Linked DNA regions of Homo sapiens: region 1 is linked to region 2. A link is a loop called in an ENCODE intact Hi-C map of the cell type or tissue named here. Cell type or tissue: PC-3. All regions are shown on one strand.

The links. A loop is a pair of places that touch in the nucleus more often than their neighbours do. Peaks named below come from ENCODE experiments on the same cell type or tissue, not always from the same donor. Only the 100,000 strongest peaks of a DNase experiment are listed, where the experiment ranks them.
Region 1: it touches region 2 in a loop (2.6-fold over the local background); 1 of 110 quality-filtered maps calls a loop at or near these places.

Annotation. Positions count from the first base shown.
Region 1 is chr3:162,583,483-162,591,482 of GRCh38, reverse strand. No RefSeq gene overlaps it. Among named protein-coding and RNA genes, the nearest start is that of LINC01192, 720 kb to the left of the region's middle. In PC-3, no CTCF peak of the experiment used is centred here; a DNase peak (open chromatin) is centred at 4,692.
Region 2 is chr3:162,290,990-162,298,989 of GRCh38, reverse strand. No RefSeq gene overlaps it. Among named protein-coding and RNA genes, the nearest start is that of OTOL1, 800 kb to the right of the region's middle. RefSeq lists an enhancer at 3,022-4,221. In PC-3, no CTCF peak of the experiment used is centred here; a DNase peak (open chromatin) is centred at 3,449; H3K4me3 peaks cover 315 bases; H3K27ac peaks cover 1,612 bases.

The DNA of each region.
Region 1 (8,000 bases), 290 kb before region 2:
TTAAATTTCAGCCTGATTTTTAGCACAGTGTACTTTGCAGCTATAGTTGACAAGGAGATCTTTAAGTGGTCCCATGGAGGTATTCTGAAATCTACAGTGTGGCTTGCATTGATAGTTTGCTAATCTGATATTGCTCTTTCAGGGGTTCTAAGCCCAATCTCAAGCTTTCCAACTCTAGTCCTTACCATTTTCTTCATCCTTGTAACTTTCAAGTGTAATCCCTACATTATAGTTATATCGATATAACTATATAGTTATATAGTTATATCTATATAACTATATGGTTATATAGCTATATCTATATAACTATATAGTTATATAGTTATATAGTTATATATAGTTTCACTATATATATTTTCACTATATATATATAGTTTCACTAGTTTCACTATATATATAGTTTCACTATATATATATAGTTTCACTATATATATATAGTTTCACTATATATATATAGTTTCACTATATATATAGTTTCACTATATATATATATAGTTTCACTATATATATAGTTTCACTATATATATATAGTTTCACTATATATATATAGTTTCACTATATATATATAGTTTCACTATATATATATAGTTTCACTATATATATAGTTTCACTATATATATATAGTTTCACTATATATATAGTTTCACTATATATATATAGTTTCACTATATATATATAGTTTCACTATGTGTATATATATATAGTTTCACTATGTGTATATATATATAGTTTCACTATGTGTATATATATATAGTTTCACTATATATATATATAGTTTCACTATATATATATATAGTTTCACTATATATATATATAGTTTCACTATGTGTATATATATAGTTTCACTCTCTACCCTGTAGTATGTTCAATGTGTCCCTAAAACATACGTCTATGTCCTAACCCCCTGATCCTGTGAATATTGATTTATGTGGTAAAATACATGAGCAAGTTAACGATCTTGAGGAGTTTATGCTGGATCATCTGTGTGAAGTTTAAATGGAATAATATGTGTCTTTATAAGACAATAGCATTGGTTGCTGGGACATAAGATGTACTCAAAGGAGAAGGTCAAGTGAATGAAGGTTACAAGCCAAGGTACACAAAGGATTCTTGGTAGCCACCAGAGACCAAAAGGGAGCTTGGAGACCTTAGAAAAAGCACAGCTGTGCCAATATGTTGATTTTGGACTCCTGGCCTCTGAACCTGTCAAATCATAAATTTCTGTTGCTATAAGCCACCAAGTTTGTGGTAACTTGTTATGACAGCCACAGGAAACTAATACAAATCTCACTGATATATTCCACCAATGAGATTCTCAGCAATGTTAACATCTCTGCCTGTCAGGGGTTATTAGTACTCCCCTACCATCAATATCAATGGAGTCCTTATTACTATCTGACCTCTGGATGATCCATTTCCAAGATCCTGTCTTGACAGTCTGCTTTCTAAGGCTGCTATGATATTAATGATCTCAAATTGTCCCTCCATCTTCCAAATGAGACTCTATAACAACTGTTTGCAATGCAGGTAGTTTATGTAAGGATATTCTCCTACGGATGAAGACTGGGGTGTCAGGGGAGAACAAAGCAGTAAAGTCAAACAAAGGCTGTGTTACTCAGTTGGTTTATGTTTTGGACAAATAAGGCTCAAATTCTCTCATGGTCTTTTTGATGTGTCATCTTAGCCAGGCTACCATTTAAGTTATTCAATCAAACACTAATGTAGCTGTTGCTGTGAAATTATTTTGTAGATTTGATTAAAATTTGTATCAGATGATTTAAGGAAGGGAGATTATTTTAGATAATCTGGGTGAAACTGATTCAATCAGTTGCAAAATTTTTGAGAGCAGAAGTGAGCCTTCTCTGAAGAAGAAAAAATTCTACCTATGAGCAGCAGCTTCAGCTGAGAGATCCAGCCTGCCCTTCCTGGTGGCTTGTTTAGCCAAGTTTTAGCCATCCCCTCAGTTACGTAAGCCAATTTCTTGAAAGAAATCTCTGTCAGCCGGGCACGGTGGCTCACGCCTGTAATCCCAGCACTTTGGGAGGCTGAGGCGGGTGGATCACGAGGTCAGGAGATTGAGACCATCCTGGCCAACATGGTGAAACCACGTCTCTATTAAAAATACAAAAATTAGCCATACGTAAGCCAATTTCTTGAAAAAAATCTCTATCTGCCGGGCATGGTGGCTCACGCCTGTAATCCCAGCACTTTGGGAGGCTGAGGCGGGTGGATCATGAGGTCAGGAGATTGAGACCATCCTGGCCCACATGGTGAAACCGCGTCTCTATTAAAAATACAAAAATTAGCCAGGTGTGGTAGCGTGCGCCTGTGGTCCCCAGCTACTGGGAAGGCTGAGGCAAGAGAATCGCTTGAACCCGGGAGGTGGAGTTTGCAGTGAGCGGAGATTATGCCACGGCACTCCAGCCTGGCGACAGAGCAAGACTCCGTCAAAAAAAAAGAAAGAAAGAGAAGAAGAAAGGATGAAAGAGAGAGAGAGAAAGAAAGAAAAGAAATCTCTATCATCTACCTATTTGTCTAATCCATCTACCAGCTATCAATTAATCAATATATGTCTATCTATCTATCATCTATATATCTGTCATCTCTCTGTATGTGTCTCCTACTTGTTCTGCTTATATCTATCTCCTACTGGTTTCTAGAAGGAATTCTGTCCACAAAATATAATTTAGTGGAAACATCAAGTTGTCAAACTTCATGTGTTTGTTTTAGTATGTCATAACGTGAAGGGCACAACAATAAAACAATCACTAAAAATCTGTATGTTCCCAGGAAAATTTTATTCTGCAATTTTTATAACTAATGCTTAATAATGAAAGTAGGAGAGAAGGAAAATTTTACTTTTTTTACTTTACGTATCTCTCCAACATTTTATATGTGCGTATTTTTGAAATTCAAAAATAAAACAGTATGGAAATATTGTATAAATTATGAAATATTATAGCATTGTATTCTCAAATATTTTATTATGCACAATTTATCTTTTTTCCGATTTTATTTTTAAAATAAAATAGAAGATTTCTCAAGGTCACGAAGAAGAAAGCAACATGGCTGGGCGCGGTGGCTCAAGCCTGTAATCCTAGCACTTTTGGGAGGCCGAGGTGGGCGGATCACGAGGTCAGGAGTTCGAGACCATCCTGGCCAACATGGCGAAACCCTGTCTCTACTAAAAATACAAAAAAATTAGCAGGGTGTGGTGGCGGACGCCTGTAGTCCCAGCTACTCAGGAGGCTGAGGCAGGAGAATGGCGTGAACCCGGGAGGCAGAGTTCACAGTGAGCCGAGATGGTGCCACTGCACTCCAGCCTGGGGGACAGAGCCAGACTCTGTCTCAAAAAAAAAAAAAAAAAAAAAAAAAAAAAGCAATAGATCAGTGACTTGAACTCACATCTTCTAAACCCCAAATTCATACTTTTTTAAATCATGCCCAGTAGTCCTTGTCAGTGACAGTGAATGACTTTCAAAGTCACCTGCTATTTGAAAGGCTTTAAAATTACAAGAGAAAATTAAAACTAGTTTTTATAATTTAAATTTTTGATGTCTTCAGTATAAAATAAAGACAAATACACACTCAATTTTTCACTGACTACATCAACTGCCTCTTCAGATGTTAATGGGGATTCATTGATTCTCAAATCCCCCAAATTGGCATCAAATGTATATTATAGCTTCAATCATGAAGGTATCTCACCATATTCTCCATTACTTAGAAACTTCTAATGCCATCACTGTACTCCCCAATGATTTTTTAATTAAAACTATTTACTGCTAATCTTTTGTCTATAGAAATCAAGTGGAGAATAAAGATATTATTGGGGATTTTTCCAGATTAGATTTCTAAAACCCAGAATGACTTGGATTAACTAAAATGTACTTTCTGTTTTTTTTTTTTTTTTTTTTTTTTTTTGACGGAGTCTCACTCTGTCACCCAGGCTGGAGTGCAGTGGCGTGACACTTGGCTCACTGCCAGCTCCACCTCCCGGGTTCATGCCATTCCCCTGCCTCAGCCTCCCGAGTGGCTGGGACTACAGGTGCCTGCCACCACGCCCGGCTAATTTTTTGTATTTTTCGTAGAGACTGGGTTTCACCGTGTTAGCCAGGATGGTCTCGATCTCCTGACCTCGTGATCCATCCGCCTCGGCCTTCCGAAGTGCTGGGATTACAGGCGTAAGCCACTGCGCCCAGCCTAAAATGTACTTTCTTTTATAGAAAGTTTATTATGGAATTAGCAGATATTTTGAATGGACGAACAAAAGCTGTGTAAAAGTGGACCATACACATGTCGCTTATACATCTAAGTGCAATCTTCAAAAATAAATAACACAATGGAAGTTATATACACACATTATTAAATGTAATGATGAGTCTGTTAGCAGCGGAACATATTCGAGTCAGAAGACACTAAAGTACGTTACCAGTGGCAAATCCATATGCATCTGCAGCAACCTCAATTCTATCCTCCCCAGAAGAAAGAATTCGACTAAGGGGCATAAGGCAGAAGGAGAGATCAAGACAAGTTTTAGAGCAGGAACAAAATTTTATTAAAAAGCTTTAGATCATGTATGAAAGGAAGTAAAATCACTTGGAAGTGGGCCAAGCGGGTAACTTGAGAGATCAAGCATGCTGTTTGACCCTTGACTTGGGTTTTATATGTTGACATACGTCTGGGGCTTTGCATTCCTTCTCCCTTGAGTCTTCCCTTGGGGTAGGCTGTTTACATATGCAGTGGCCTGCAAGCATTTGGGAGGGAAACGTGCAGTGTGTTTACTGGGGTTATATGCATGCTCATTTGAGGCATTCTTCCCCTATGAGTCAAATGTCCCTACAATATTATAGACCAGATAAACACTATTTTGTCTCTTAATTAGCCTGCTTGATCCCACTGGCCCAACTCCTGGGATCTTATTGGGAAGCTGCTGATCACCAGTTTCAGGTTTTTTCTATCTATTGCGAGAATGCCTTTTCCTGGCGCTGGCTGCAACCAATTATTATTTTAGAGAGACAGTTAACAACCACCTGACCATCACCTGATGTTCGCCTGACCCTCGGGAGCCCTCTCCTGCACTGCTCATGCTTGACTAGCTTCCGACAGTAACAAGTTCAATTAATGTCCCTCTTGAATGTATATATGTGTTCAAGTGCTAAACTAATGCTAAAAGTTACCTATTCTTGTTTGATAGAATTTAGGGGTATACAAGGAGTAATAAGGCTGTATGTAACTTTTGAACAAAAAGTGAGAAATTACTTCAGCAAAATAATTTAAAACGTAAAATATAGTGCACTGGGTAATGTTTCTTCAATTCAAAATATTGCATTCCTCTCTCCCTCTCTCTGTTTCTTTCTGTCTCTCCACCTCTCTCTTGCCTACAGGGGTTCAATGCATCTTTAAGACAGTACTTTTACTGATTCCTAAGTGATAAACTCTTTGTTTATATTCAGTTCACCTTTATATTGAGAATCAAAATGAGTGAAAATTAACATCAATTGGTATTACTGAACTACCATTTCCTGGTGAAGGATTGTATCAATTTTCCTTGCTAAAACAAAACTAATCAAATTAGCAGACCTTAATTTATGCACTCAAAATCGAATACATTAATCCTGGCATATTACAGAAAGAACCACTGGTATGGAATTTCTTTGATTTCCTTGGAATATTTAGAATAAAATTAACAGAAATAATTTAAACATCATTTCTTTTATTGGAATGCAAAATACTGGTAGGTTAGTATGTACAGTCAAAATAGCAAATGCAAGTATATTACTCAACCTCCTGCTGTTCATGAAAGGATCATCACTCAAAACTCCAGGAGGATTTCTCCTGGGTACCTTTAAACTATATCCTTACCAACCTTTATTTCTATTTTATTTTTCTCTCCTTGGAAATGCTACTGATTCCTAGATTTGCAGCCTCCCTAATTTCCATCCTCTGCTTTCTGCTTGATCACGGGGTCTACTGGGACTCTCTTTGTGATCTACTTTTCTTCTCCAACTGAAATAGAACATTCTGAATTACTGACCTCTTCACTCCTAAATGAAGTTCGCTCATTTAAAATGCTACCAGTGGTAAACTCCAACTTATTATCCCACAAACTGCTAAGCCTAAATAATCACTGAAACTATTTAAGTCTTTTGAAAGCATCATATCAGAATTTCACTGCTGTGGGATATGCAGCAGCTGGAAACTGAAACAAATTCCATTTAAAATACAACAAAATGAGGTGGGAAAAAAAAAATCACAAAAAAGAAAATGAATGCTTAAAGCTTTATGTGGTCCAAGTCTCCAATATTCTGCAATTTTTGTGACAATGACAAAAGCTCAGTCAAGGGAAAAAATGTTACTGGTGACTGATTTGTTTCTGATTTGTTTGTTCTTTGTCACTTGTCACCTAAGCACAGTGAAACCACATGATTTTCCCTGAAGAACAGCATATTTCCAGAGTTGTTTTACAATAGTCACCATGATATATTCAATGCTACTCCATGGTATTGCAAAAGGCTACCAAAATATATTAACAATAAAATAAATACATTTTAAAACTAACAACAAATTTGCTCCTGTTTGTGCCTGAAAGCTTTCCAAGATTAAGGCAGCACATCAGCTTAGCAATTATTAAACAAATGAAGCCAAATAAAGTAGTGGACATAACAATTAAATACTCTTTCATATATATTTTTTATTGCTTTAAGTACTATCCCTCAAAGATTTCATTTTCTTTACTCCAAATATTTACTAGCAACTAGTTTTATGTCACCTTGCCAGGTACCTTTAGCAATATGTTCCACAGGGGTACTTACATAAATATCTGTGGCACAGTGCATAATGCCATATTGTTTATTTACGTTTTTTTTTTCTTTTTGAGAAGGAGTCTCACCCTGTCACCCAGGCTGGAGTGCATTGGCGTGATCTCGGCTCACTGCAATCTCCGCCTCCCGGGTTCAAGTGATTCTCCTGTCTCAGCCTCCTGAGTAGCTGGGATTACGGGTGCATGCCACCACACTGGGCTAATTTTTGTATTTTCAGTAGAGACGGGGTTTCACCATGTTGGTCAGGCTGGTCTCGAGCTCCTGACCTCATGGTCTGCCTGCCTTGGCCTCCCAAAGTGTTGGGATTACAGGCATGAGCCACCACATCTCGCCCATGTTGTTTATTGAATTGAAATTATTAAGCCCTCCAGTTATGGTCTAGGGAAGTGGGGGATGAGTGAAGGGTTGAGGGGCAGGAAACTACATTGGGGAAATACTGTTGTAAATGTCAAGGTCCTGCTAACAGTTGCAATTTCAATGAACATATTTTATTGTCTTTACCTTTAAAAGGATTGTTCTAAATGTAAATAATTGTTCTAAATAGTTCTAAATGTAAGGAGAAGTTAAGTAACTACACTCATAATTTCATGATGGATAATATTGATGAAAGTAGGCAAAGCTATGTGTGTATATATATATATATTTTTTTTTTAATTTTTATTTTTTTAACGAGACAGGTCTTGCTCTGTCACTCCATTTGGTGAGCAGCTGTGCCGTTACAACTCACTACAGCCTTGATTTCCCAGGCTGTAGTGGTCATCCCACTTCAGGGAACACAGGCATGCACCACTATTCATAGTTGGTTTTCTTTTTTTTTTTTTTTTTTGGAGAGATGGGTTTTGCCATGTTGCCCAGGCTGGCCTCGAACTCCTGGGCTCAAGAGATCTGCCTACCTCAGCCTTCCAAAGTAATGCCACTTTTTGTTTTATTTTTAAGTTGTTGTTTTTTTTTTAATGCTGCTTTCCTTCTCATTTCTTGAAGTCTGTACCTCTTTCTACATAGATGTGCATTCTGGTTTATTAAATCTGTTTATACAATACACCTTTACAATAGCTACTTTGATCTATGTGCATCCTTGAGTAACATACTCTTGTGTATTTAAGATTCCTGTCATCTTGACCTGTAAATATTAATCTTTTGATACATTTTTATTCAAAACTTTATGAGACTCTTTTA
Region 2 (8,000 bases):
TATTCTGACTAGTGTCTTCTATTAATTTAAAAGGGTGAGGATGGCTATTTAAACAGTTTTAACAGCTGTATTGTACTTAAAATTGTCTTGGAAATTAACTTTTGACAGAAGGCCAAAATATCTACATGGTATTTTTAATGGCAGCAAAACTTGAATATTTTATGAATGCATAAGAAATATTACTAAGTCATTTTTCATTGGTAATAATAAAGAAGCACATAAGAAAAACAGATAAGCTTGGGAATGAGTAGTGCTAATAGAAAAAAACATGGAAGCGGATATAAGAAGCAGTTTGGGAAAAATGACAAGCTTCAAAAGACTCACTCTTCACTGCAATCATATGTTACACTTTGGAAAAATCTTCTCCATGAGAAATTCAAATTTTATTTGTGGATTCAACCAGTGATGTAATTTTCTCCTCTGTCTTAAGTCCTCCGTGGATATACACAGTAGTCAGCCAGTCAACTTTCCAGCCCCCAGGAAATCTGGCTTGGTTGGTGACACAACAAGAACTATGCAAATGCAGTTGAGAAACAGGCATCTACCACTCTGTCTTGGGGTTGTCACCTGAAAGGCAATGAATCTGTGATATTTCACAGCATTAGCAGCATGTCCTGCTTTACCTTCTCTTCCCCAGCTCCATAGCTAAGGGGAAGAAAACATATCTCTTTTTAGCCTCAAGTAGCTTGCTGTATTTTTTGTTTTATATCATATATTTAAGTTGTAATTTATTTATATGAATTTTCAGTGCCTGTGTCTCCCATGAGAATATAAAATTAAATGGAGAAACCATTTTTGTTAGTACTTTATCCTTAGTGCTTAGTTAGCACAGTGACTAGCAAAATAAATATTTGTAGAATTATTTTAAATCAGTGAATAAATTTTGGACATCCTAACCCTTGAATCTTTTGACTACCTACAAATTTTCCAACTTTTTGTAATTCTGAAACTCAGATGGATATTGTTAACTTTGTCTGATTCTGTCTCTGGGAGTCTGTAACTAATTTCTAGCCCCTCTTGTTTCATATTAGATTGGGTTCCTTGATAAACAGTATTAACTGCAGTTGATAGAGAGTCTGCAGTTTCCAGAAACCATAGTGACCTACGGTTTACAAGATCATGATCTTGTAAAGAGCTATTTCTTTTATATTAACACATGCCTGAAATAGAACTGGAACTTTGTGACACTCCTGGAAACTTGACTGTTGTAAATGTGGGTAGCTCAGGAGAACAGGGAAAGTGGGTTCAGAGAGAAGCAGTACTACTTTTATCCTACAGTACTTTTCCCATTAGAACTTGCTGTTTTTCCCATCTCTTCTCTTCATATCCTCGAAATTTTCTTGATGCAACAGTGTAGAGCAACACTGAATAGCCAAGGATCAGTTACATTAATAATTAAATGCAAATTATTTATACTTTCAAGATTTACAATTAGTTACATATACCCTACCTTTCTTTTGGACTAGAAATCATGCAAATGAACCTAGATAATCTATAGACTTTTTAGACATTTAATAACCTCAGCCTTATCTTTTGTGGCATCAATTATTCATCATTGTATTAAACGGATGTTAGATTTTACACATATTGAGAGATTTTAACAATTTTAACGCTTCATTATTTCTCTCTCTCTGTCTCCCTCTCTCTCTGTGTGTGTGTGTGTAATGAATCTTGTGTTTGAAGAGATTTTTGGATTATTTTATGAAGGTGTTTATATTTTTAGCTCAGAAACTGTGGTTCTCAAATGAGATATTTGAGCCTAGAAACTATGGTTCTCAAATGTGCAGTAAGGTTCTTTGGAGAACCTTATCTCTGTGTCTCTGTCTTCTGGATAACCAACAACTAAACTTTGAAATGAAATAACTCAGTGGCCTCCAAGAATTTGGAACATAGAGGAGATAAATATATTGTTATGAGTGGTACATGAAACATGAAGTCGAATACTGTAATAGAATCTGAGTGAATAAAACTTGGATTGGAATATCAAGAAAACTTTTCAAGAAAGACTATTGTCACAGATTCTTAAGAGTCATAGTGAAGGAGGTAGAAACTAAAGTCTACAATACAGAGCATGCTAAAAGATGTGCCTTATTTCTTTGTTTACTTTGTTTATCTTGCCCTTTGGGAGGAAAAGAAAAGTTCATAATATTGCAAGGAAATTTAGACCATAAGAAACATCCAGTTTCCATCCTGCTTCACAGCAAGGAATGCATTTAGACGTATGTGAGAACCATTCAGTGTTTCAACCTCAGGCAGAGAGCTTCTGGACAGCAAACAGAGAAGAAGCTGGAAGTACAGCAGGGGTAGCTATTTTTTTCACTTGTTCGGACATGACAATGTTTATTTTTAAAAGCCAACAAACACTGCATGACAGTATTCTGTCACCTTGGGCAAGTGCACATTTCATAGTCCCAGGTATCCGCCATGAAGTCTGGATCTCTCTAATGGATTGGAAACTTTTTGAAGAAGGTCAAAACACTCTTTATAAAAACAACAACAACAAAAGTCTAATTCTGTTCCAAAAATGAAAAGAAAGATAAGGACAAAAAATGATACTGATTTATTTCACTAACTTATATTCATTCTAAATTTCTAACTTCAAGCTTTTTAAAACTTAATTTTCCAAGGCCTTGCTCTAAGTAAGTGTTCAATAAGTATTAAATAAATTACATAGCAAATCAATATTGGGAATATTTTAATAACACATAGAGTATTTTATAGTCAAAGACCAGTTACATCAATAATTAAACAATATTCACCGATGCCAAAGTGTTTGAGACTCCTAACGTAAGGCAGAATTAAACATATTCCCATTTATTAAGTGTAAAAATTGGAGCATGGAAATATTTAAACTAAGTCATGGTGTTTTCTTTCAACTCTTTAGCTGGAGAATGTCCTAGTTAAAAGTGTAAAGTAAATGAAGTTTGTCTTCCTTTCTCATGCTGCTCTTTCAGAACAATTTTCTATACAAATGCCTGCCCCAGACACCATAAAACTTAAATCCTACTGTTTTTGTTTTTGCCTGGAATTTTCATTTTCATGGATTTGAAATCTCTGCCCTCCACTTTTCTCACACCTTTAAAATATATTAAAGCTTTGCTTCATGTATTCTGGGGCTCCAAAGAGGTCAGTGTGCTAAACTAATCCTGCATTCACTAGGAAGGGGACAGCTTTTTGAAGCAGTAAGTATGTCTGACCTTATCTTTGATAAACCTTTAATTATTTAGCCTAGCTACCAGGCAGAATGTACTGAATTGTTCATTCTAAATTTTCACTGATGGGTTCGTATGAATGCCTCATAAGAAATGTTTGTGTTTAATAACGAAGGGCAGAAGTGAGAGGTTTAAAAGGTTTATTTTAGCAATTACCCAGGGGATTTCCTGGCCAATTTTATGTTGTCTTATCCTGTTACTCACCTAAGATATGCAAGCAAATTCCTAGGTTATCAAGTCACAGGCTACTGCTGAAGGTCTGAAGAGCTAGTCATCGGGTCCGCACCATAAAAGCAAGCATAAAATCACAAAATCATCTGCGAGAAATTATGTGGATTTAACATGACCACGCATTTTTTTGACACTTCTTGCATTGAAAGGTGGTGGCTGTTCTTGAGTCTAGGCTGGCTGGTAACTGCCTTCAATAGCAGAGTATAATAAGTAAACTACTGCTGTGAAGCTCGTGGCCCTGCCTTTTAGGGTAACAACAGATTCTGCTTTGGTCTTTTGGAGCTTTGAGCCACCATTTAAAATGTCTTTCTACCATGATAGAGTAATCTGTGGCACACATTTCTTCTATCCCCAACAAGATACCAGGCATTTGAGCGAAACTGGCAGGGACCCACTAGATGAGCTCAGTTGTTAGCTGAATAGCACCAAATTATATCTGCCATGCTACATGGGGAAGAACTATAATCCATTTGGACTTATCCCAATTTCCTTGCCCACAAAATATACAGAAAAATATAAAATGGTTATTATTTTGAGCTACTAGTAAGTATGAAGACAGTTCAGTATGCAATTAAAACCTTAAATGAGAGAATGCATTGTGTCATTTTCAGGAGACTGGGTAATCTGTTCTTTGTACCTACCTGGAAAAGTTCTAATCTTTTTCAAAGCGATTCATACAAATCTGTGCAGAGCTTGAGATATCTCCTGACATCATACTTAGAAGACTTTGCACTAAGGTCTTCTAAATGACAAATCTCTTTAAATGACAAACTTCTAGTCATGTCCTTTGAACAAATTATAGCATTAATAAATACAAATATTATATTTTTGATTATCCAATTGCCTAATGAGCAAAAAGAATTGTTGTGAGGGATAAAGTTAAATAATATACATAAACTTCATTTGCACAGTATAAAATACAATCCACAAAAAGTTACCACCATACCACTACTGTGAAGATTTTATGAATGCCCCTCTCCATGAAAAATTTTAATCTGGAAAATTGTATTTAGCTTGGAGCCAAGGGAATGATATTGTTATGAGAAAAGCACTATTTAAACAAATATCTTTAAAAAAAAAGAAAACTTTCAAATAGATCTGAAAAAATACATTAAATTTTCTTTAAGATATAATTGATATACCTTAAAAATGACCTCTTAAGGTGTAACATTCAGTCATTTGTAGTATAGTCACAAAGTTGTACAGCTCTCACCACTAATTCTAGAAGATTTTAATTACCCAAAATACACCCTGTAACTAAATGTTATCTTTTAGAAATAATAGAAACGGTGATGATAGTAATAAGAAAAAAAATAATTGAGGACAAATCCATATATTCCAACATAACAGAAAATAAATTAATGAAGTTGCAAGCTTGGAAGAGACAGAACCTGTGTGCAGAAAAAAGCTAACACAGCAGGCCTGAGAAACTATCATTGAAAAAGTCTGCTTCAAAGTTGGCCCTTGGTTTCCATCTGAGAACTGGACTGGTAAAGTTAACGACACTGATATAAAACTTTCTCTAATTGATGAGAGTGTATCACTGTGAATAAACTTTTTATAAAAATGGCATGATTTATGCAACACTTAATCTCCTTCTGGGAGTCTAGAATTTTGGTGCATGATAACCAAAGTGCCTACATGGCTGTCCCAGTAAAAAACTTGGATGCTTAAATTCTACCAGATATAAAAAGAAGATCTAATACCAATACCCTTGAATGTCTCCCAAAAAATAGAGGAGAACAAACTCCTCCCTAACTCATTCTATGAAGGCAGCGTGATCCTGATACTGCAAGCTGGCAAAGACACAAGGAAAAAAGAAAACTACATACCAATATATCTTATGAACATAGCAGCAAAAATGCTTAACAGAATACTATCAAACTGAATCCAACAGATCATCAAAATGTTAATTCACCATAATCAAGTAGGCTTAATTCCTAGGATGACAGGTTGACTCAAAATACACAAATCAATAAATGTGATTCACCACATAAACAGAATTAAAACAAAAAATTACATGATCATCTCAATAGATGTAGAAAAAGCTTTTGATAAAATCCAATACCACTTCATGATAAAAACCCTCAAGAAACTAGACATTGAAAGAACATACCTCAAAATAATAAGAGCCATCTGTGACGAACCCACAGCCAACATCATACCAAATGGGAAAGCAGTGGAAGTATTCCCGTTGAACTGAAACAAACCAAGGAGGCCCACTCTCACCCCTCATATTCAACATAGTATTGAAAGGGCTAGCCAGAGCAATCAGGCAAGAGAAAGAAATGAAAGGCTTCCTAATTGGAAAACAAGAAATCAAACTATTTTTCTACGTGGAAAATATTATTCCATACCTAGAAAACACTAAAGACTCCACCAAAAGTCTCCTGGAACACATAAATGATTTCAATAAAGTTACAGGGTACAAGATCAATGTACACACATCAGTAGCACTTCTATATATGGATAGCATTAAAGCAAAGAGCCAAACAAGAACACAATTTTATTTATAATAGCCACAAAAAATGAAATATTGAGGAGTACAGCTAATAAAGGAGGTGAATGATCTCTACAAGGAGAACTATAAAACGCTGCTAAAAGAAATTATAGATGAAACAAACAAATGAAAAACACATTCCATGCTCATGGATTAGAAGAATCAATATCATTAAAATGGTCATACTGCCCAAACCAATCCACACACCCAACATTATTCCTGTAAAAAAATCAATGACATGTTTCACTGAACCAGACAAAACTATGCTAAAATTCATATGGAACCTGAAAAAAAGGGCCTGAATAGCCAAAACGATCTTAAGTAAAAAGAACAAAGCTAGAGACATCATATTACACACTTCAAACTAATCTCTGAGGCTACAGTAGCCAAAACAACATGGAACTGGTCCAAAAGCAGACACATAGAGCAGTGGAACAGAAGACAGAACCCAGGAGTAAAGGCATAGACCTGCAGCCATCTGGTATTTCACACAGTTGACAAAAATGAATAATGAAGAAAGGACTCCCTATTCAACCAATGGTGCTGAGATAACTGACTATCCATATGCAGAAGAATAAAACTGGAACAATACCTTTCACCATATGCAAAAGTGACCCCAGGATGGATTGTAGATTTAAATGTAAGACCTAAAACTATAAAAATCCTAAAAGAAAACCAAAGAAATACCATTCTGAACATCGGCTTTGGGAAAGAATTTATAACTAAGTCCTCAAAAACAATTGTGAAAAAAAAAACAGAAATTGACAAGTGGGACCTAATTAAACTAAAGAGCTTCTGCACAGAAAAAAGAAGCTATCAACTGAGTAAAAAGACAACCTGAAGAATGGGAGAAAATATTCTCAAATTATGCATTTGATAAAGGTCTAATATCTAGAATCTATAGAAACTTAGACGATTGAATGAGCTGACAACAAATATGCCCATCAAAAATGAGCAAAATATATGAACAGACACTTCTCAAAAGAAGACATACAAGCAGCCAATAAACATATGAAAAAATGCTTCACATGATAAATTATCAGAGAGATGCAAATCGAAACCACATTGCCATACCATCTTCTTTCAGTCAGAATGACTATTATTAAAAAGTCAGAAAACGACAGATGCTGGCAAAGCTGTGGAGAAAAGGAAATGCTTATACATTTTTGGTAGGAATGTAAATGAGTTTTGCCACTGTGGAAAGCAGTTTGGAGATATCTCAAATAACTTAAAACAGAACTACCATTTGACCCAGCGATCTCATTACTGGGTATGTATCCAAATGAAAACAAATTGTTCTAACAAAGATCACTTGCGGCCGGGCACGGTGGCTCACGCCTGTAATCCCAGCACTTTGGGAGGCCAAGGAGGGTGGATCACGAGGACAGGAGATGGAGACCATCCTGACTAACAAGGTGAAACCCTGTCTCTACTAAAAATACAAAAAAAAAAAAAAAAAAATGCTGGCCGTGGTGGCAGGTGCCTGTAGTCCCAGCTACTCGGGAGGCTAAGGCTGGAGAATGGCGTGAACCTGGGAGGTGGAACTTGCAGTGAGCCGAGATCGCGCCACTGCACTCCAGCCTGGGCGACAGAGCGAGACTCCGTCTAACAAAAAACAAACAAACAAAACAAAACCAGAAAAGCCCTTGCATGTTCATCACAGCACTATTCACAACAGCAAAGACATGCATTCAACCTAGGTGCCAATCAACGTTGGATTGGATACAAAAATACATAGTACATATACACCGTGGAATACGACTCAGCCATAAAAAAAGAATGAAATCATGTCCTTTGCATTTGTATTGATACACCTGGATATAACTATCCTAAGCGAATTATTCCAGGTACAAATAACCAAATAATGCATGTTTCCACTTATAAGTAGGGGCCAATATCTGGGTACTTGTGGATATAAAGATGGCGAGCAACAACAGAAACTGGGAACTACTTAAGCAAGGAGGGAGAGAGAGGCAAAAGTAAAAAAGCTAGTAAGTACTATGCTCGGTAACTGAATGTCAGGATCATTTGAACCCAAAATATCAGCGTCGCACAAT